Linked DNA regions of Homo sapiens: region 1 is linked to region 2. A link is a loop called in an ENCODE intact Hi-C map of the cell type or tissue named here. Cell type or tissue: IMR-90. All regions are shown on one strand. Each heading gives the region's core, and the rest is flanking DNA. Links, peaks and the distances in the headings are about the cores only.

Region 1 (12,093 bases), core at 3,693-7,692, 1.6 Mb before region 2:
GACAGCAGGTGGGATCATTTGTCAGTAAAATACTCCTCTGATTTCTTTCTATTTGAATTCATCCAAGGATCTATAATGCAAAACTCTCTTACTATTTTTGACATAAATATTATTATTCTGTACTATTTAACATTTTCATTATGGTAGTAAAACTAAAAGGCAAAGAGATTTGTGCTGAGAAATGTGTGCTATTCACAGTAGATATTACTTAAGTTCAAAGGCACGTGTGCAGCTGGATTGGACTAAGACCCTCTCAATAGTCCAAAGCTATAATTGTGTGAACCTTCTAGAATCAGACATATTTGCAAAAGATTGTCATTGCTTAAGGGTTCATGCAATAATTTATCTGATTGTTGCAAGTTTCAGACTTGCCATCATCTGGACATTCCTGTTCATCAGAGCAGTAGGAATTTTCATTTTAATTGTGGCATCGAACTCACTAATCATCTGCTACCATGGTAATCAATAGGTGTAAATATTCTAATAAACATTCATTTAAAGTCTCCAGTGAATTAAGATGCTATTTAAATGAAAAACAATACATTGATATAGGTCAGTGTGTTGCCTCTCCCTTGGTGTGCTTACTAATTTACCAAATGCACTCTGTATGCGTCTAATGGTAAAGGAAAAGTACTAGGGGCTCTTTTTAATGTGTTAACTGAGAAGAAGCCTAGTTTTTTTAGCCCATTAACAAAAGCTATTACTATATCTCCCCTAAAATACTGGCAGATCAGCCAAGGCAACATAGTGGGACCCCATGTCTACAAAACAAACAAACAAACAAACAAACAAAATTAGCCAGGGGCGGTGGCACGCACCTGTAGTCCCAGCTACTTTTGGAGGCTGAGGCGGGAGGATCACTTGAGGCAAGGAGGTTGAGGCTGCAGTGAGCCGTGGTAACATCACTACATTCCAGCCTGCATAACAGAGTGAGACCCTGTCTCAAAAAATAGTAATAAATAAAATAGGTCTGGCATAGTGGCTCACGCCTGTAATCCCAACACTTTGGGAGGCCGAGGCAGGTAGATCACCTGAAGTCAGGAGCTCAAGACCAGCCTGGCCAACATGGCAAAACCCAGTCTCTACTAAAAATACAAAAATTAGCTGGGCACTGTGGCAGGCACCTGTAATCCCAGATACTTTTGGAGGCTGAGGGAGGAGAATCACTTGAAACTGGGAGGCAGGGGTTGCAGTGAGCCGAGATCACACCACTGCATTCCAGCCTGGGCAACAGAGTGAGACTCCATCTCAAAAAATAAGTAAATAAAGGCCAAGAGTGGTGGCTCATGTCTGTAAACCCAGCACTTTGGGAGGCCGAGGTGGTGGATCACCCAAGGTCAGGAGTTTGAGTCCAGCCAGACCAACATGGCGAAACCCCATCTCTACTAAAAATACAAAATTAGCTGGGCATGGTGGTGGGCACCTGTAATCCCAGCTACTTGGGAGGTTGAGGCAGGAGAATCACTTGAACCCAAGAGGTGGAGGTTGCAGAGAGCCAAGATCATGCCATTGCACTCCAGCTTGGGCGGCAAGAGTGAAACTCCATCTCAAAATGATAAATAATAAAGTAAATAAATAAATAAATAAAATTAAATTAAAATACTGGCAGATTGCCCTTCCTACATTGTAAGCTTCTTGGAGACACAGATCATGTCATATTATTAATGCTGTAATTCTGTCAGTGCCTAACATGCTGCCTTGCATTTCATTAAATGGCTTAAACTGTTGTTTAAGCCATGCAATTTATGGCATTTTGTTATAGCATATGAAGACAATTATTAATACAATAATTTAAATTCTACCTACCAAATTATAGCTATTTTATTTATTAAAACCTCTCTTTAGCCAAGTGTAGTAATGCACATCTGTAGTCCCATCTACCTGGGAGGCTGAGGCAGGAGGATTGCTTGATCCTGGGACATGGGGGCTGCAGTGAGCCGTGATCACACCACTGCACTACATCCTGGGTGACAGAGCGAGACCCTGTCTCAAAAAAGAAAAAAAAGAAAAAAACTTCTCTCTTGTCTTCAGTTTTCTTTTTTTGTTTCTTTTTTTCTTTTTTTTTTTTTTTTTTGAGACGGAGTCTCACTCTGTTACCCAGGCTGGAGTGCAATGGCTCGATCTCGGCTCACTGCAGCCTCCACCTCCCGGGTTCAAGCAATTCTCTTGCCACAGCCTCCCAAGTATCTGGGATTACAGTCGCCCACAACTACATCTGGCTAATTTTTCTATCTTTAGTAGACATGGGGTTTCACCATGTTGGCCAGGCTGCTCTCAAACTCCTGAGCTCAGGTGATCTGCCCGCCTCAGCCTCCCAAAGTGCTGGGATTACAGGCGTGAGCCACTGCGCCTGCCCAATTTTTTGTATTTTTAGTAGAGATGGGATTTTACCATGTTGGCCAGGCTGGTCTCGATCTCCTGACCTCGTGATCTGCCCGCCTCAGCCTCCCAAAGTGCCAGGATTACAGGCATGAGCCACCGCACCCAGCCTCTTGTCTTCAGTTTTCTGAACTGTACAATGAGGGAAACGTCTTCTAGTGACACTTGAAAATCCATGAAATGCCTTACAAATGCAAAGCATTAATAATTTTATTATAGGTGTAAAAGTCCTATGAGAGGTCAGGATTGCTAAATATATAATCGTATTTCAAACAAGATGTGCTTAGCTCAAACAAGAGATTATTCTATCAGAAGGATAATCACAGATCATCAGAGGCAAATGCATTGGTATCTGCACTTTTCATGTAAAACTGAAGTCTGTTGCTTTAGACATGACAGTCTTGCTCATAATAACCATATTAAACATAGCTTCTTTTTGCTGGGCATGTTGGTGCATGCCTGTAGTCCCAGTTACTCAGGAGGCTGAGACAGGAAGATTGTTTGAACCGAGGAGTTTCAGTCTATAGCATGGTATGATTGCACTTGTAAATAATCACTATATTCTAGCACGGGCAGCATAGTGAGACCCCCATCTCTAAAAAAGTAAAAACAAACAAAGAAAAAACTTATTTTAAAAATAGGCTTTAAAAAATGTAGCGTATTAGCCAGGAGCAGTGGCTCACACCTGTAATCCCAGCACTTTAGAAGGGTGAGGCGGGTGGATTGCTTGAGCCCAGGAGTTTGAGACCAGCCTGGGCAACATGGGAAGACCCCTGTCTCTACAAAATATACAAAAATTCTCAGGGCATGGTCGTGTGCACCCGTGGTACCAGCTACTTAGGGGCCTGAGGTGGGAGGATTGTTTGAGCCCGGGTGGTTGAGACTGCAGTGAGCCGTGATTGAGCCACTGCATTCCAGCCTGGGTGACAGAGTGAGACCCTGTCCAAAAAAAATTTTTTTAAGCAATAAAATAAATAGCATTTAAATAAATTTATAATAACAAAATGGAGTTTAAACAGTAAAATTTATTATATGAATAATAAACAACAATAAAATGGCAAATAACTTCTTTTAAAATGTAATATAGGCTGGGCGCAGTGGCTCATGCCTGTAATCCCAGCACTTTCGGAGGCCGAGGCGTGCAGATCATCTGAGGTCAGGAGTTCGAGACCAGCCTGGCTAAAATGGTGAAACCCCATTTTACTAAAAATACAAAAAATTAGCCAGGTGTGGTGGTGTGCACCTGTAATCCAAGCTACTCGGGAGGCTGAGGCAGGAGGATCACTTGAACCTGGGAGGTGGAGGTTGCAGTGAGTCGAGATGGCTTCATTTCACTATGGCTTGGGCAACAAGGGCAAAACTCCATCTCCAAAAAAAAAAGTAATGTAGCTTAGATTTTTGTTTTGTTCTGTTCTGTTTTTGAGACAGAATCTTGCTCTGCCGCCCAGGCTAGAGTACAGTGGAATGGTCTCGGCTCCCTGAAACCTCTGTCTCCCGGGTTCAAGTGATTCTCCTGCCTCAGCCTCCCGAATAGCTGGGATTATAGGTGCACACCACCGCACTCAGCTAAATTTTGTAATTTTTGGTGGAGATGGGGTTTCACCGTGTTGGCCAGGCTGGTCTCAAACTCCTGCTCAAGTAATCCATCCACCTTTGCCTCCCAAAATGCTGGGATTACAGGTGTGAGTCACCGCGCCTGACCTATAGCTTAGATTTCTTAAAAGTAAAAGATGTATTGCTAATAGGTAGCTTGATGGAGAAAAGAAGTACTGTTTGCTGAGGTTTTTTGTTTGTTTGTTTTTTTGTTTTTGAGATGGAGTCTCATTCTGCCGCCCAGGCTGGAGTACAGTGGCATGACCACAGCTCACTGCAGCCTCAACCTCCTGGCCTCAAGCAATCCTCCCACCTCAGCCCCCCAAGTAGCTGGTACCACAGGTGCACACCACCACACCCTGCTAATTTTTGTATTTTTTGTAGAGACAGGGTTTCACCATGCTGCCCACACTTGGTCTCAAATGCCTGGGCTCAAGGGATGCATGCATCTTGGCCTCCCAAAGTGCTGGGATTACAGGCATGAGCCACCACACCCAGCCTGTCTTTGACCTTTACATAATGGAATCATGCTCTATATATTTTTCTGTGATAGTTTTTTCCCCATTTAGCATTTTTGAGGTTCTCATCCATATTCATGCCTACCGCTATGGTTTACCCATTTTCACTGCTGTATAGTGTTTCAATTTTAGTTTTTGTTTTTGTTTTTGCTTTTTGAGACAGAGTCTCACTCTATCGCCCAGGCTGAAGTGCAGTGACGTGATCTCGGTTCACTGCAACCTCCGCCTCTTGGGTTCAAGTGATTCTCATGCCTCAGCCCCCTGAATAGCTGGAATTACAGGCACACACACACCCAGCTAATTTTCGTTATTTTTTTAGTAGAGACAGGGTTTCACCCTGTTGGCCAGCTGGTCTCGAACTCCTGACCTCAGGTGATCCACCCACCTCAGCCTCCCAAAATACTGGGATTACAGGCGTAAGCCACCATGCCCGGCCTGTGTTTAGTGTTTTTAATACACTACAGTTTTATCCTTCTATGACGTTTCCAGGTTTTGCTATTATGAACACTTTAGCCAAGAAATTCCCACATATGTTTGTTGGTGTTTGTGCCAAAGTTTCTCTAAGGTAAATACATAGGAGTGAAATTGCTGGATTAGAAATGACATTTTCAATTTTTAAGACAATACCAAATTTTTATCCAAAGTCATTAGCAAAATTTCAGTCACATCAAGAGTGTATAAGGGGCCGGGCGCGGTGGCTCACGCTTGTAATCCCAGCACTTTGGGAGGCCGAGGCGGGCGGATCACGAGGTCAAGAGATCGAGACCATCCTGGCTAACACGGTGAAACCCCGTCTCTACTAAAAATACAAAAAAAATAGCCGGGCGTGATGGTGGGCGCCTGTAGTCCCAGCTACTCGGGAGGCTGAGGCAGGAGAATGGCGTGAACCCGGGAGGCGGAGCTTGCAGTGAGCCGAGATTGCGCCACTGCGCTCCCGCCTGGGCCACAGAGCGAGACTCCGTCTCAAAAAAAAAAAAAAAAAAAAAGAGTGTATAAGGGTTTCTGTGACTCTATTTCCTCACCAACATCAAAAATTGACTGATTTTAGGTCGGGCATGATGACTTATCCCTGGAATCCCAGCATTTTTGGAGGCCCAGGCAGGAGGAACACTTGAGGCCAGGAGATGAAGACCAACCTGGGCAATATAGTGAGACCCTGTCTCTCAATTTTTTTTTAAATTGACTTCTGTAAGCCAGGGTTGATGAATTTAAAATTTTTTTTTATTGAAAAATGTTTGGTTGGGCACAGTGGCTCACACAGTGGATATGGGATCTTGCTCTGTCACCCAGGCTGGAGTGCAGTGGCACAATCACAGCTCACTGCAGGCTCAATCTCCTGAGCTCAAATGATCCTCCCAGCTCAGCCTCCTGAATAGCTGGGACCACAGGTATGTGCCACCCCTTTTCTTTATTTCGGTAAAAACAGTGTCTCACTATGTTGTCCAGGCTGGTCCCAAACTCCCTGGCTCAAGTGATCCTCCTGCTTTAGCCTCCCAAAGTGCTGGGATTACAGACATAAGCCACTGTGCCCAGCCATCATTTTATACTTATTTGAATATTTATGACTGGTTAGCTAAAAAACTATTCAATGAAGCTTTCATCCACAGGAATTTACAAGAAATTCTCCAAAATACTCAGTTATCACTGAGGACTAATGTGCCACCAGAGGGAGCCCAAAGAGGTCGATGAATGTGGCATAGTAGCATTCAAGTCCACACAGGATAGGGGAGTTTAGCTTTACTTAACATTTTTATGGGTATTTTTCACTATTGCTTACATCAAGATCTTGGAGTTTTAATGTATTTTTGCAGTATGTCACATCTTTCCCCCGGTATTTCATTATTTTAATTTTGTTTTTCCATATGACTATGTACAATAAGACATCATGAGATGAAATAACTAGTTCAATATTATACATAAGCCTGGGCAACATGATAAGACACTGTCTCTACAAAAGATAAAAATAAAAAATAATTAGCCAGGCATGATGGCACACCTGTGGTCCCAGCTACTTGGGAGGCTGAGGCAGGAGGATTGCTTGTCCGCGGAGGTCAAGGCTGCAGTGAGCTGTGATTGTGCCACTGCACTCCAGTCAGGACAACAGAGCAAGACCATCTCAAATATATATATATGTTGCCCCTAGAATTTTTTTTTGAGACAGGATCTGGCTCTGTTGCCCAGGCTAGAGTGCAGTGACACAATCTTGGCTCACTGCAACCTCCACCTCCTGGGCTTAAGTGATCCTCCCGCCTCAGCCTCCTGAGTAACTGGGACCACAGGTGCATGCCACCACACTCAGCTGATTTTTCTTTTTCTTTCTTTTTTTTTTTTTTTAGAGACAGGGTTTCACCTTGTTGCCCAGGTGAGTCTTTTTTTTTTTTTTTGAGATGGAGTCTCGCTCTGTTGCCCAGGCTGGAGTGCAGTGGCGCGATCTCGACTCACTGCAAACTCCACCTCCCGGGTTCACGCCATTCACCTGTCTCAGCCTCCCGAAGTAGCTGGGACTACCGGCGCCCGCCACCACGCCCAGCTAATTTTTTTGTATTTTTAGTAGAGACGGGGTTTCACCATGTTAGCCAAGATGGTCTCGATCTCCTGACCTCATGATCTGCCTGTCTCGGCCTCCCAAAGTGCGGGATTACAGGCGTGAGCCACTGTGCCTGGTCTCCAGGTGAGTCTTGAACTCCTGAGCTCAAGCAATTTGCCTGCCTTGGCCTCCCAAAGTGCTGGGATTACAGGCATGAGCCAACATGCCTGGCCTACCCCTGTAATATTTAATGGCCTTCCTGATTCTCTATTCTTAGATTGTTCCCCAGGCACTACAGTCTTGACCTATCTCTAGATGCTGGAACCAATTCTGAAAGTGGAAGTTTACTTCATCGCTCTGGTTACTTCCTACAAGTTAAGCTTGTTTTATTCTAATCTTTTTTAAAACATTTTTTTAGAGATGAGGTCTCACTGTATTGCCCAGGCTGGTCTCAAACTCCTGGGCTCAAGCCATCCTCTTGCCCTGGCTTTCCAAAGTGCTGGGCTTAAAGGTGTAAGCCACCATGCTCAACCTGTCCTCTTCTAATCTTATTGGCTAGACCTAGTAATAGGATTCTGCCACCTCCTAAATCCTCATTGCAATTAATATGTCTTGTGTTTTGTTCTTCATCATCTAGGTGCCTGTCTGAAAACCAGTTCCTCTATGACTGTGATCTCCAAGTGATCACAGTCTTGTCCTGGAAGCCAGACTAGTGATATGCACCTTGTACCTTGCTCCTCAAGGCACCAACAAATAGGAATCCAGAGCAACTTTCTTAGCTGGAGGTTTAGTTTGTTTGTTTGTTTTATCCACACTGTTTCTGGGACAGGGGCTAATCCTACAATACGGACAGGCTACAGGCCAAGACCTTTGGCTGCTTCTTTCTTTGTCCTGGCTGCTAAGAGTTTGAAAAACAATTTTATGTTTGATTGCTATAGATTTTCTTTAGCAGCAACTGAGCAAAAAAGTTTCCTGATACATTTTCATCTATTTATTGAACTAATGAGGCTCTATGCTATGCACTTTGGAATATGGTAATATATAAGATTGACAAAGTCCCTGCCATTAAGAGTTTATAGTCTAGCAGGGGTTTAAGGCATCAAACAAGTTTTAACTGGGTAAGTACTAAAAAAGGGAATGACCCAAAGGAGGTTTACAACATGAAGGCTTAATCTCAGCTAACTGACGTTTTTTACTGGATTTTTGCCTTTAATTGTGGGGTGGTTTGTCACTTGTTTTGTTGTTATAATTTAATTTTACTTCAAGTCAACTCAAATTCTTTCAGTTGTAGGCAGAGATGTGTTTGCGTGTGTAATCATACAATTTTTTTTTTTTTGAGACATGGTCTCACTTCATCACCCAGGCTGGATTGCAGTGGCATGATCATGGCTACTGCAGTCTCGACCTCCTAGGCTCAAGCGATCCCACCTCAGCCTCCCAAGTAGCTGGGACTACAGAGGTGCCACCAAAGCCCAGCTGATTTTTTGTATTTTTTGTTAAGACGGGGTTTCACCATGCTGCCTAGGCTGGTCCTGAACTCCTGCGCTCAAGCAATCTGCCCACCTTGACTTCCCAAAGTGCTGGGATTACAGGCGTGAGCTACTGTGCCCAGCTTACACAATGGCTTTCATATATCCCTCCTTTCACAAAAAAATGTGAAATGATGTATCATGGGGGATATTCATTGCAATTTCTGAGATGAGTTTTTATTAATTCAAATAGTGGCTTAACAAATGGACACTAATCACTACAGAAGCTGATTCAATACAAAAAGATAGAATATGAGGGTGATAGTGCAAACGCTTAGGCAATTTAGAATGCAGGCAGAAGAAAGGAAAAAGGATTACTTGCACACAGGGGCCAGGCAAGTAACATACATGACTGAACCAGGTAAGGCTGGGACATGGTGGACCAGAGAGGGTTCAAGTGACTGCCATGTAGGAATCAGGGCCCAGTGTGGCCACGGCATCCCAATCTATAAGAGAAGCTAGAATTTCGATTTTTATATGAAATTCTCTATTTTTAATGTCAAATAACTTAATTTAAATGATTTTGCATAAGATGAGATACATGCACAATTTTAAAAAACTAAGAAAAATTTAAAAAATAAAAAATTGGCCGGTCACAGTGGCTCATGCCTGTAATCCCAGCACTTTGGGAGGCAGACGTGGGCGGATTACTTGAGGTCAGGAGTTCAAGACCAGCCTAGACAACATGGTGAAACCCCATCCCTACTAAAAAAAAATACAAAAATTAACTGGGCGTGTTGGCTGGCGCCTGAAATCCCAGCTACTTGGGAGGCTAAGGCAGGAGAATTGCTTGAACTGGGAGGTGGAGATTGCAGTGAGCCGAGATTGCGCCACTGCACTCCAGCCTGGGCGACAGAGCCAGACTCCATCTCAAAAAAAAAAAAAGATAAAAAAAATAAAAGATTGTGCAGGCTGAACAAAACGCCCCTGCCATTTTGGCATATTTAATTTATTTTCTTATTTTTATTTTTTATTTTATTGACTCTGCTTGATATGGTGTATTTAATTTAGACTCTAAATTTTATGATAACTTTCTAATCATGGACTCACCAACTTCTGCCCATTGCATCTTGTTTCCTCTGGTGTTTTACTCATCCCTGTCTCCTCTGTACTACCTACCTTCAATCCCAACGTCATTCACTGGCTTCCAGTATCATTAAGTGATTCCGCTAACAAAGAAGGAGATCTAAGGCCTTTTGTCCCTCTCTCCCCAGAGAGGTTTTCTTTAGAGGGAAGGGGAGTGAGTGGGAGAGGTGAAATACAAGGTTTTCTTTTCTTCCCCTGAAGTGGTCTACAGACTGAAAAGTTTAAACAACGTTGTCCCAGAATTTCCTTCCTGTCTGGAGAACAGTACACCTAGAAGAATAATTAATGGAGCTCTTTGCCACTGCTAAACCTGCACTTCTGGAGTCTTGTCACATTGCACAGCTCCCTGCCACTGGATAACTGTATATGGTACAATACTTAACCACACAACAACAAAGAAACTGCTCCCCAGGTGACACCAGCTGTTCCAGGAGCTTTTTTTAGTATCACAGGGATGATGCTTTACTTTCAGGCAAACAAGTATTCAACATTTAGCATTATACATACTCCTGGAAAAAGAATTCCACTATTGGCTGGGAGCAGTGGCTCATGCCTGCAATCCCAGCACTTTGGGATGCTGAGGCGGGCGGATCACTTGAGGTCAGGGGTTCAAGACCAGCCTGGCCAACATGGTGAAACCCTGTCTCCACTAAAAATACAAAAAATTAGCCAGGTGTGATAGCAGGAACCTGTAATCCCAACTACTCGGGAGGCTGAGGCAGGAGAATTGCCTGAGCCCAGGAGGCGGAGGTTGCAGTGAGCCGAGATCATGCCACTGCACTCCAGTCTGGGTGACAGAGCAAGACTCTCTTAAAAAAAAAAAAAAAAATCCACTCAAGAGATTTTTATCCATGCAAGAGTAGTTAGGTGGTACCAATGGCAGATATATATGTTTACTTATTTATTGAGACAGGGTCTTGCTCTGTCACCCAGGTGGCAGTGCAGTGGCACAATCATGGTTCACTGCAGCCTCAATCTCTTGGCTCAAGCAATCCTCCTGCCTTAGCCTCTTGAGTAGCTGGGACTACAGGCGTGCACCAACACACCTGGCCAGGGCAGATATAATTTTTTTACAAAATAGATTATTTATTGAAGATGCAAAATGAAACTTAATGTTTCGCAGCAATCCTATGTAAGTCCAGATATGGTCAGAAGACATTATTTTTCAAATTCTGTCTTTTCATTAGTCTTAACTCAACCATTATTACTAGAGTTTCATATTTCTTGTTGTTTTTTAAAAGTCGATGACATATGGGCTGGGTGTGGTGGCTCACACCTGTAATCCCAGCACTCTGGGAGGCCGAGGCAGGCGGATCATGAGGTCAGGAGATCGAGACCATCCTGGTTAACACAGTGAAACCCTGTCTCTACTAAAAAATACAAAAACAAAATTAGCCGGGCATGGTGGCGGGCACCTGTAGTCTCAGCTACTCGGGAGGCTGAGGTGGGAGAATGGTGTGAACCCAGGAGGCGGAGCTTGCAGTGAGCCGAGATCGCACCACTGCACTCCAGCCTGGGTGACAGAGTGAGGCTCCATCTCAAAACAAAAAACAAAAAACAAGTCTATCGCATATGAGTATGAATTTGAGAAATCTTAGCAAAAAGCAAAAAAGATGGAATAGTGTATATGCCTCTTCTCTAGCTACTTGTTTTCAGATCCATCCCTTGCCCTTCTGCTACTCTGCTCTTTATCACAAGAAACTATTTTCCCCAAACTCCCTTGCCCTTGACCTACCCCTGGGCTTAGTCATGGTGAAAAGTTAGAGGATGGAAGGAAGAGGAAAGGTGGGATTTCTCCCCCTCTCTCCCGTACCCTTAGAACAGCCCCTTCCTCAGGGGCTCCTGCTCCTCCTTGACCCCCTGGCTGTAGCTCCTGAGGATGATGACACGTAGGGGTGGTTGTGGCTTTCTGCTGATGTTAACTCTGAGTTGCTTCACTGTCCACTTTGTTTTGTTTTGTTTTGAGACAAGGTCTTACTCTGTTGCCCACTCCGGAATGCAGTGACACAATCACAGCTCACTGTAACCTCGACCTCTCCAGCTCAAGCAGTCTGCCCACCTCAGCCTCCCAAGTAGCTGGGGCCACAGGTGTGCGCCACCACGCCCAGCTAATTTTTAAATTTTTTGGACATAGGGAGGGGAACATCACACACTGGGGCCTGTTGTGGGGTGGGGCACAAAGGGAAGGAGAGCATTAGGACAAATACCTAAGGCATGCAGTGCTTAAAACCTAGATGACAGGTTGATGGGTACAGCAAACCACCATGGCACATGTATACCTATGTAACAAACCTGTACGTTCTGCACATGTATCCTAGAACTTAAAGTAAAATAAATCAAAAAAAAAAAAAAAAGAGTCAAAAGAACAGATTTTTTTTTTTAAGAGATGGAGGCGGGGGCGGGGGGCAGGGGGTGGTCCCACTATGTTGCCCAGCCTGGTCTCGAACTCCTGGGCCCAAGC
Region 2 (12,093 bases), core at 5,284-9,283:
TAAGCAGCACTTCATAAATATCAGATGCTACTCTATTATTAAATTATTGGAAGGTGTATTCTATAGTTATACTGTGATATTTATGAATTTTGCTATCCATTAAGACATTTAGCTCTACAGGATGTGCATGTGAGTGTACAAGATGAGTAATATGAAATTATCTGGTGATTTTCCAAAAGAATTTAAATCTAAAAATCTGTAAATTGTCATAACAATAACTCATAGTCCATAAACTATTTTTATACAATGTAGATTCACATACATATGTATACTTCTATCTACAGTAGCTATTCATAGTATAAACAAGAAAAATAGGAGAATAGGTAGGTGTCATTTTCACTACATGACATATTTGTAAAAGGATTTTTTTTGCCAGATTATAAATAGGTAGGATTTTTTAATGGAACAAATTGACTGCAATTCTGGTGTCACTCTTGAGTGGGAGTTGAACAATGAGAACACATAGACAGAGGGAGGGGAACATCACACACGGGGGGCCTGTCAGGGCGGTGGGGGGCAAGGGGAAGGAGAGCATTAGGACAAATACCTATATGCATGCAGGGCTTAAAATCTAGATGACGGGTTGATGGGTGCAGTAAACCACCATGGCACATGTATACCTATGTAACAAATCTGCACATTCTGCACACGTATCCCAGAACTTAAAGTATAATAAATGTAAAAGGATTTTTTTAAATGTTGCTTCCTGAGGGATTTTCACTTTTTACTACATTTTCTTGTTAGTTTGACAATGTTCTATGTCAATTTGCATATTCATCTTCTCTTTAGATGAGTGTTAGTATTTGGCTTGCCCAAAACATTTCTGAAGAGGTCAGATATTTTAAGGCCAAGACAAAAGTTAAATTTTTTTTTCCCATTGTGGCTGCATCATCATCTCTAAAAAAAAAAAACTCTCAGCCAAATGCATACAAATGAATTATATGACACACAGTAATTTTCAAGAAAAAAATTGAGTCAGGAATAACACTATGATGACACAATCATCCATGTAAGTCTCAAAAAACAGGAAAAACATTACATTGTTTTCCATTTTAACATCAGTTGGTAAATATTAATTCACTAACCTCAATATACAGAGAATTGAACTTGAATCACAGACTATGGCAATAGAAACATGTGTGCAAAAGAAATAGTTCTGACCAAAGAGGTAGGAAGACACTACATACCATGTCAGAATCTATGAATCTGAGAGTGACGAGCATTTGTTCAACAAACATTTCTGGAGCCAATGCTATATGTCAGGCACTGTTCTAGGTGCTAGGACAAGAGCAATGCACAAAACAGACAAAAACCACTGCACTTATGTTGCTCACATTCCCAGGTCATTCATTTTCATCCCAACTTAAGCTTGCTCACCCTAAAAATTTAGATGTATTTGGACGTGGAGTATGCTCTACTGGGCCATCCAGATCTCCAGATCCTCTTTCAAGAATGAAAGACTTGCTTCCTGAGCTGCTGGGAGTGCTGCTATCAACCCTCTCTGGAGATTTGAATTAGCTTAAAAACAAAAAAAAAGTGTTTCACCTAACATCAGACCACCTTCCAGGGCATCCCATACCCAAAGACTGATAAACTCAGAGACATAAAGGCCCAATCTCCTCACTACAACTTAGGACAAGGGGCATGTCAACTTCAGAGCAGTCTATGGCATCAGTAGAGATCTCTATTGGCTCTGTATTGGGATGCAACTTCCCCTCCTGCTTCCTTACTATCCTCAAGAATTGACCCTAAGAGCATTACCAAAAACATCCTCTAATAAGCTCCTGCATGCCTTTCTCTGTCTTAAAGTTGGCTTCCCAGGGAACCCAATCCGCAGCCATTGTCCTTAGGAGTGATAAAACAAACGTTAAGATAAGAATTTTCATGCGGATTGCCTGCCCACCTGCTGGCAATGTGCCATCTACCCCATGTCTGATGCTAGAGGCAGCACACATATCTCCTGGCACAAGATAATAGGATAATTGTTGACACTTTTCCAGTGGAAGGGAATGCATTGGTTGGATTTTGAGGGAAAATGCAGAAAGAGCAACCATGAGGACAGTGAAATAGGGTAGCTACTGCCACCTGCTGAAGCTCTAAAAAAAATAACAAAAAGTTGAGATGGATACATTGGCAATTAAAAGCTAAATATAAAAAGAGTGAGTACTTCCATGGTAACAAATAAAGAGGTTCTTGTCTCCTCAGCAGTAGGGCAGGAAAAGTTGTGAATCCCACCAAGGAACAGTCAGGTTTTATAGAAGATTAAACTCCCAACCAAGGAAGATCAGCTGTGCCACAGTCAGGGTCCTGATTTGAAAAGAATAGGAAGCTGACATACGGTATGGGGACATCTAAGTTAATGGATTCAAGTCTTGAACCATCAGACTTCCGTAAACTCTCTAAGCCTGCAGAATTGGCCCAATTTTCCCAGTTAAGGGCTAGCACTCTTTTTGCTTGAGGATCATTCACAGATCGCACCCACACAAAAGAACACATGCCCCCTCAGGATTTGCCCTCACTTTCCTTCCTGGTCACTTGACAAATAAATATGGTTAAGTCACAACATAACTCGGTTTGGAACATGCTAAAAGGAGAGGTACTTTAATCCTAAAGTAACTGTATGGTACACTTCTACCCAGAAAGATGTAAGTAGGAATCTGGGTGTCCCAGATCAAGGTGGGTAAAACAAATTTGAATAACAGTTTGATATAAGAGTAGTTTCTTATAATACAGCCTTTAATGCTCCGGCAAGGACCCTTGGAAATGATGAAAACATACTGCTAGGCTGACTCATACTAAATGAGAAATCCAAGAATTACTACCAGACAATGGAAGAAGGGATTGAAAGACTCAAGAAACGAATATGTCAAAATATACTATGAAAGGCCAGAAAATTCACCAGATTTCACAAGTGGGCTGGAGGATCTGCCATTTACTAAAACAGTAATGAGTGTCTAGTGAGAGGGGCAACAGCATTACTAAAGTTGTTTGTGGTGGCTCTCCTACATAGGCCAAGGCAGATGTAGAAATGAGCTCACTACTGACAGTGGGAAATTTAGGTCCTTGAAACAAGCAAGGCCATGTATCAGGACTTAACCAGGAGACTGGATGGATGAAAGCATTGGAATGAGTGTCAGCAAAAGGGAGCATGACCCATAGAGATGGTTAATAGAAAACAGCTTTGCTAGAGGCAAAGTAGATGGGCAAGCAATAAGGGCACTTAAGCTATACAATCAAAAGAAATCCAAGGTGGTTAATCAGGAGTCTGAAAGCTGCCATCTCAATGCAAAGTCACAATCCCTTTCTCAGCTTCTAGACCTAAGCTAGGTTTCAGAATCAGAACCCATGGATGGAAAAAGAAGTCAGGTTTCCAGGAGGAAGAACCCAGCAATACCATGGCAAGCATGCTGGGAATGATTCCTCCAGTCTCTTTTTAAAGAGACCTATACAATTGATTAGGAAACCGTGGAGTTGAAAAAGGGAAATTGAAACATGTTAAGGACTGTTGACAGAGTCTGAGTTGACAATGATACCTGAATACGCAAACAGTCTACATCCAATGATTGATCAACTGAGGCCTATAAAATTCCTACACCCCAACTCCGGAGAACCCTGAAAGGCCACCCCAGGCCAAGAGCTTCCCATGAGATTGGCTGAGAGCTTTTTGAGGACCGTGTTGCATCTCATCCTCTCTGCCCAATCCTACTTCCTTCCCTTCCTTTCATGGGGGTTGACAGCAAAGACATTTCATATAAAATATTCTGCAAGCTAATCTCATTTTCAGAGTCCACTTCCCAGGTTAACCAATCTGCAACATTGAGCAAGTCAGGGAAACTGGTGGAAATGAGAGGTCCTTTGTGCTGGATATCTTCCATATCTATTCTCCACTCTTCTTCCTGCTCTGTTCCCTTCTCTATGGACTCCATCATCCAAGCCCTTTGCCCACTGGCTTCTCAAGGGAGACCAACAGGAGACTGAAGGGTGAGAGAATAAAGCGATCAAAATACATATGGCCCAGGCTCCCTTACTGTCTTCTCACAGGTTGGGCCATGACTGCAATGCTCCACTGAAAACCTTGACTTTAAAAAGTGACCCTCTCCCAGGTTCAGAGGTATAGCTCTCTGCAGTTTCCCTGAATTGTCCCCCACTTCCTCACTCTTGTTTTGCTCTTTTGGATTTAAGAGTAGGAATGAACCTTGTCTATTGTGAACCCTGGAGAGTTTCATTGGCCTTTTTTGGTTTCCCTTAACTCTGCCCACAGTTTTGTAGAAGACTCCTTATTAAGTGTTCTTTAATTACCCTACCCAAGTACGCCATCTGTTTTCTGCTGTGTCCCTGATAAACACAGACCAGTAGAAGTTTACTTGTATGGAGATGCAAGCAGCCTTCTGAGAAATAAATCTTTCTAAGGAATGAGAGAGAGGGCACACAGCCTTAGCTGGAGGCATAAGGCTAACAGATAAGATTGTGGGCTTAGAAATCAGAAGTTCTGGGTTCAAATGTACAGCTGGTGAGTGACTTCACCTCTATTAAGTCTTACTTTACTCATCTATGTACTCGAGAAAACAGTGATACCTACCTGTGTCAGGATGCTTTCAGCTTCACGGAACAGAAAAACTGAACCAAATCGGCCAAAATGATCACATTTATCGCCGACAGCAGGAAATTAAGAGATTGTGAGAACTCTAGGTTGTAGCTGCATCACGGCTCCGGCACCATTTCGCTGCACTTCTCTTGTTTTACTTTCCTTTGTACAGTTTATCTTCAAACTAGCTTCCCTTACTGTTGGAAGAAGGCCATGAACAGCAATAACAGCAACGTGCTTCCTTTGTCTCCTCTGGTGTAGTGAATGTCTTTCACCCAAATCACGGAGTAAAAGCATTATCCTTCATTCTAATTGGTTCAACTTACTTTGCTTGTCCACGCCTGTACCAGTGAAAATTGCCCTGATTGGCTAAGGCCTGGGCACTGAGCCAATCGTTGGCAAGGAAGATGATATTACCATGATTAATTTAACTGATTAGGATCTAACCCTGGAGGTAAATGTAGGGTTCCCATCCTGAGTCTCACATGCTTCCTCGGGGGAAAGATAGATACGTTTCAGGTGAAGGGCTCAGGTGAATACCAGCCAGCATTACCAGGTGCTGAGTGGATCCTACAGGCAGAAGAGTCATCTAATGCACCTGTCCGTGTTCTCCAACATTCTGTAGACAGCAGGCTTGGAATGGTGTAGCTGTACGCAGAGGAGGGCTGTGCTCCAGGCAAAGGACACCATCTCCTGTCACTCTCCATTTTTGTGATTGAGTTTGGTCACCAACTTGTCTAAGTTGAGCCTCATAATTGTGATTTGTGCACTTTTCTATACATTTGCTTAGAAAGCATACATTCTTTATAAAAAATGTCCAACTTCACATTTTCTGTCAAATTACCACCCACCTTTCATTTCCTGTTCTAAGACAGGTTTATCAAAGAGAAATGTAGCACCCCATTTCTCCATCTTCCTCTCCTTCCTTAACGCACACTCAACAGGCTGCTCGCCCCACGGTTCCCCCATAATTGCTGAAGCTATGACCACCAACTGTTAAGCCAGTGGACCCATGTCAGTCTTCATTTTATTTGACCTCACAGCAGCCCTCCACACAGTTGACCTCTCTCTCGTTAGGTTTCTGTGACTCTATACTTCCTCAGCTTTCCTCCTACACCTCTCATCATTGCTTGGGATTCTTTGATTATGCATCCTCCTCTACACAGCTTCTAAATGTTGGAGATATATGCTAGTAGTTCTCAAACTTTAGCATGAATCAGAATCATCTGGGGAACTTGTTAACACTCAGATTGCTGGGCTGTGCTCCCACTTCTGATTCCAGTGAATCAGAAACGTGCATTTCTAATAAGTTCCCAGGTGACACTGCTGCTCTAGGGATCACACTTTAAGGACAACTTTCCCACCTGACTTTCTTCCAGACCCCAAATCTATATATTTGACAATACTACTTGGATATTTCTCAGGCTTTTCCATGCTACTTGTCCAAAACTGACATCATGAAATTGTACCCATATCTGCTTCTCTTCCAGTTGCCCATGGTCTTAATAAACTCAATTACTTACTGAGGCCACAGACTTGGGTGCCATCCTTGATTATTCCCTCTCCTTCACTCTTCATATAACTAGTTACTACCTCATGGCTCCTCTACCTCCTACTTATGTCTCAAATCCATCCCTTTTATCTCCACCAGCACTAAAACCTTATGCCTGGAAGGTGGCATAGCTTCCCAACTAGTCTCCCAGCATCTGTACACTGAACTGTTCTCCACATATCTGCCAGAGTGAGCTTATCTAACTCAAATTGGATCCCATCACGTTCTTATTTTAAACCTCTGCATAGTTTCCCAAATGCTCTTAGATAAATGCAAAGTCCACAGTACAGCCTATAGGCTGTGGGAGATTATCTCTAGCCTCATCTCATGCCTCTCTCCATTAGGCACTGACTGTCCTGGGCCCACCCTGTTTCTCACATGTACTCAATTCCTCCCTCCTGGGGCCCTGTGTGCATGGCTTTCCTTCCTGCCCGACTCTCTTGCCCTTCTGCCGTCACCTCATTAACTTCTGGTCATTCTTGGCTTCCCAACCTGCGTTGTTTTAAATTCTGTAGGTATTTAAATTCCACAAGGATTTAAAACACCTGTACTTGTTCTTCATGATTCTTGTCAAAAATATTTTTGGTAATTAAATGGCATTTCATTTGGTTCTGAACTATGAAAAAGCAGCAGCCCTGTCTGTCTTGCTTGTAGTATACCCCAACTATAGTTAGCACTCAATAAATAATTTTGAAAAAAGAATGAATGAATGTGTTTGAGAGCACAAAGGAAAAACCTACTGTCTCTGGACTTAGAGGTGCTCTGCAGAAGATGAGACATGTGAGTTGAATTGAGTCTTAAAAGATGCACAGTAGTTTGCCAGGTGAACAAAGTCTCTGTAGAATTTTCTCATAGTGATCAGCCCAAAAGAGTGACAAGATTCCTACCTATGTCTCTCAAAAGTGTTTCTTCAGTGCTATAAGGAGGCTTTGGGCTGCCTGAAGGGTGGCCACTCATCCAGAAGCTTTTGTGTTCAGATTCAAATCCTGTTCCGTTTATGCAGGAGAGAGACTGGGTACAGGAAGAGAGGTGAGTGAGAGGTTTGCAGGACACACCACCAGACCTGTCCTCAGAACAGTGAATATTCCCATGCCCACAAATCAGAAAGAACCCAGGGATAGAAAATCCACTGGAGAGTCATGGGATGAGGAGGGAAAGTGAGGGTATCCCCCTGCCAGGTTGACCTGAGAAATTGAGAGTAAGTGTGCAAGGGTAAGGGACAAGACAAGAACTTCATCTATGGGGGTTTATTTTCATCTTTTCAAGCTTCAAGATCTGCAACATCCTGCACCCTTGTAAATAGTTACCACTTTCCTAAGATTAATGTCACAAAGGGCGAACGCCAGGGTAGGACTCGTTGATTCTTGGCCTTGAATAAATAATGCCTTTTAGACGAAAGTTATGTGACTACTGTATCCCCATTGTTGTCTCTCTTCTAAGTTTTAGTAGATCCACAGGTAATTGGGAAAACGATTGTTATGCATCTGTTCCACGGCAGAGCAGGCTTTTAAACTAATGAAACATCGCCATCTAGAGTAGAATGGCTTGTGCTGCAGCAAGTCACCCAGAAAGAGAACCTGACCACAGAATCCTAGAATCACACAATTGCACGTTGGAAAGTGGTTCTCTGGAGTAATGTGGAAAACTTTACCATTTTGGGTCCCTTTTGAGCTGGCAATGCCCCCTTTCAGGAATGTATTCAATGAAATTTATTCCCAAACTGGAATCAACAAACCACTAGAAAGCATGAGACATTACAGACCTGTAAATTCTAAAGTTTGTGAAATGATGGATGTATTCAAAATTAATTAATGGATGCACAAACAGATTTATACATTTCTTATCAGAGAGATATTTGTAACGGCAAAAATCTGAACTAATAATCATGTTCAACAATGGAGAACTTGTTGAATGGATTGTGTAACATTTTATAATCACCAAAAATAGTATTGTAGAAGAATATTTAATGACTTAGAAAGTTGTCACCACAAATATATAAAGTGATTGTGTGTGTGTGCATGTGTGAGTGTGTGTGTGTAAAAGCCAGGTTTTACAAAAAAAAAAAAAAAAAAAAAGGCCAGTATGTCCACTATCATTTTGCTTTAGGAAGGGAAAGAGAAAAAGAAGAGAAAGAGGAGGGGAAATATATATATCAAAATACAGATAGTGATTGAGTGGTGGATTAAAAGTCATTTCTAGGCCGGGCGCGGTGGCTCACGCCTGTACTTCTGCCACTTTGGGAGGCTGAGGCGGGCTGATCACCTGAGGTTGGGAGTTCAAGACCAGCCTGACCAACATGGAGAAACCCTATCTCTACTAAAAATACAAAATTAGCCGGGTGTGGTGGTGCATGCCTGTAATCCCAGCTACTCGGGAGGCTGAGGCAGGAGAATCACTTGAACCCAGGAGGCGGAGGTTGCAGTGAGCTGAGATCGCGCCCTTGTACTCCAGCCTGGGCAACAAGAGCGAAACTCCATCTCAAAAAAAAAAAAAGTCATTTCTATATTCTTCTTTTTTCTACCCTATATTTTTTAGGTTTTCCACCATAAACATCATGTTATTATTGAATTGTGTTTTTCTAACAGAAATAAACACAGTAATATAACAAAGAGTTTATAAAGACAAACCACTCCACTGCAGCTCTAAGCACTCACCTGCACCCAAAATAATACCACAGTGGGGAGAATTCAATCTCAGTCATCAGTGGGGGCACACACACATGTGCACACATGCACACACACACGCACACACATGCACACATACACATACATACACACACATACTCACACAGCTGTGGCAAAGCAGTCCCAGGACCTTAGGTAGTGGCAACAGGCAGGGAGGCCTCCTCTGGTTTAGGAAAGAAGAGCCCTGTTTCAGCTTGGTTTACCCTCTTCAGATCTAGCTGTTTCAGGGAATGGAAATATTTTATATAGCCAAAGCTCCCAAAAGCTGCTGTCCTGCCTCCCACAACCGTCTAAGCACTGTATACCTGCCTGCTCTTTTCTGGGCTGCATAGACCTCTACTCCCCTTCCAAGTCCAAAGGAAATCTTTCCTCCCCAATTTTTTGAAAACTTGTCCACCATTGTATTCCACTGAATACCTGGAATGGAGATTTTCATTCTCTCTTATATTCACGTCAGACATATTGATCAGTCAGCATACAAATGAAAGTTTAGTGCTCGGCAATTCCTGGGACATGAACTTAACGTGTAGGTAGGACAGCCGTTCTAACTGGGAGGGAACTGGTTAACGAAAGTAAGCCCTTTCCAGCACTACAGCAACATCCTCAGTGCCAGCAGGGAAAACATCAAAGAGGTCAATAAGACAACCCAGGTGGATAAAGGAATTGACTGGATCACATCAGGCCTCAAACACTAGAGGAGAGGGGGAAGAAAAAAAAATTTTGTTCCCCTTTATTTTGTTCCAAATTTTGCCCAAATTTTTGTTCCCCTTTATTCTTATCATTGGTGCTTTCTGTCCTTCTTGATGGTGTCATTTTAATGTTTAACACCACACTTAGTCACATTCCATATTCCCTTTTGTATTATAAAGGTTGCCAGTCTTCTTTTTACCGGCCATGGAATTGTTCAATTTCCCATTCTTGCAATATAGCCTGTCGGGGATCTTAACATTTGCTTTGTCTATGGATGTTGCATGTTGGGAAAGCCACTCTCAGCTCTGAGCAGTAATTTCAGCATCTAGAGTCCTGAAGGAAGCCATCAAGTATTAATTGACCATGATTAGATGTTGTATACTACTAGAGCTGAGAAGAAGATAGAAGTCACTGACGATGAGCTTCCTGAGTACAAACACTGCTAAGGGAGTGAAGGCTGCAATTATAAACTGCAACACAGATCAAGTTACCATGAAGTTACCAACTTTTTACATGGCAACAGGAGGGAGGCCTTTTTACAAATTTTTAAAATTTTAATAATTTGTAAAGACTATTTTTAAGTATCACAGCATCTACCACTGCCACAATTTCATAGTTACCAAAAATACCAGGATATTAAATTGAGACATGCTAATCAGCTGCTCCTATTCATTTATTCAACAAATACGTATTGAGTGCTTACTAAGAGCAAGGCTTGTAGCTTGGCATTGAAGAACGAAACAAACATTGTCTCTGTGATCCTGGGGTTTATAGTTTATTGGGGGAAACTTGCCTTTAGAATGCAGAACGATAAGAGTTATAATACACATGGTTTCCAAGTATGCACTTCTGCAACAACCCCTGATTTTTGTCTGGGATCCCTTCCACTGCACTTACAGTCCAAGTCCAAGGGTAGGACACAACACCCAAAGCTAAGCCAGTCAGTTCGTTTTGCTCATCTGTGTTTAGGAATCGGTTCTGGGTTGGGTTTATGACCCAAGGAAAGCCAATCAGACCTAATAAGGACACAATTCCCAACCCTCAGTTTGAGCTATCAGAGATTAGGAATCTTTCTTTTCCCACTAGACAGACAGAAAATGTGCAGTTGGAACCCCATTGCAAGAGGGCAGACAGTAGAGGCAGGAGCAGAACCAGGGAGGCTGGCAGAGAGGAAAACTGGCACCCAAGGGATGGTCCAAGCCTCCATTCATTTCATTTAAAGTAGCTATAATTCTAGAACTTCTATGTCCCTTGAGCCAATATTTTCCCTATTTGGGTTGTGTTTCTGACACTAACAACTGAAAATGTGTAGATTGATAGGTAAAGCCCAGTACAGCATAGGATTCAGCCACTAAAAAAAGTTTTCCTAAAGAAATGTCCTATCAACTTAGAACACATATTAAAAGAGTTCACCAGAGAACCCTGGCTATTGCCACACATTGTGCACTGCCTGCAATGGTTTTATCCGTATTGCTCTTAGGACGTGATTATTATGCACTTTCCTGACTTTCAGATGGAAAAGAAAATGTTGCCAATCCCCTGAACAACCCAGTCATTCTTAATGAGAGGGACAATATGAAGAAGGCTGTGTGGTAAAGAAGGAAAACAAAAAAGACACAAAATAAATCGAAGCCAGTCACACTTAAAAGTTGGGTACACCAGACTCCCACTGTAGATTCAGAATAAATAGCAGACAGGAAGAACAGACAGACAGACACACTCCTGCCACACATATGCACATATCAACATACTGCAATGATGCTTTAATAATGCCAACTAATTATGCCATCTTTCATAGAGAGAGACAGTAATTGTGTTTCTCGAGTGTGGTGACGTAAGCATTTTCAGATTCTACAATGTAACCATTTTGAAGAATAAGTTGAGAGTATCTATCCAGAGTCTTATAAATGTATTTGACTTTAAAATTCCACTTTTATAAACCTATCATGAGAAAACTGAAAAGGCTTTATGTATGATATTGATAAAAGTACTATCTGTAATACCAAAAAATTAAAATCATTTAAATTTCCAACAAAAATATAACATTATTTTCCCTCTAATTGAATAAATATTTACACCAAAGGATGTTTTTCAAAAGCCAGTAATGACAGGAGAATTTTTGTTGTAATGTTAAGTGAAAAGAACTGGATACAAATTTGCATGTATGCCATCATCTTGACCCTGGGAAAACAAACTATGTTCATTTTAATTTATAGGAACAAATGAGAAATTGATTACATGCATTTCCCAGTGAGATTAATCTTAACTGTTCTGGTATGATCAAAGTAGTCAGCTCAATTTTCCCCGAGTCCTTATCTGGATATTCAATGTGGTCAGCTGTCATGGGTGGTTTTGTTACGTCAGGAGACTTGATAGCCAAGACTGATAAACTAAACAGACAGTTATACCAGATTTGGGCTGGGCTGCCCACCACTGAGCTGAGCAGTTGTTAATATTGACACAATTTCTGTTAACAATGTGATCACATGCACTGCTGTACTTAAAGTGTAGTTTATATGTCACATCCTCATTTTTTCCCTTTTTTGTTAGTGTGCATTATAGATATGTGTTACCCAAAACTA

What was found. A loop is a pair of places that touch in the nucleus more often than their neighbours do. Peaks named below come from ENCODE experiments on the same cell type or tissue, not always from the same donor. Only the 100,000 strongest peaks of a DNase experiment are listed, where the experiment ranks them.
Region 1: a loop joins it to region 2, with 10 times the contacts of the local background. A loop is called at or near these places in 11 of 110 quality-filtered maps.

What each region holds. Positions count from the first base shown.
Region 1 is chr14:63,764,450-63,776,542 of GRCh38, reverse strand. It overlaps a transcript of SYNE2 not described here. Among named protein-coding and RNA genes, the nearest start is that of SGPP1, 42 kb to the right of the region's middle. RefSeq lists an enhancer at 2,781-2,840. In IMR-90, for the core only: a CTCF peak has its summit at 6,151 (motif pointing right); a DNase peak (open chromatin) is centred at 6,162.
Region 2 is chr14:62,158,752-62,170,844 of GRCh38, reverse strand. No RefSeq gene overlaps it. Among named protein-coding and RNA genes, the nearest start is that of LINC00644, 25 kb to the right of the region's middle. In IMR-90, for the core only: a CTCF peak has its summit at 7,667; no DNase peak of the experiment used is centred there; H3K27me3 peaks cover 765 bases.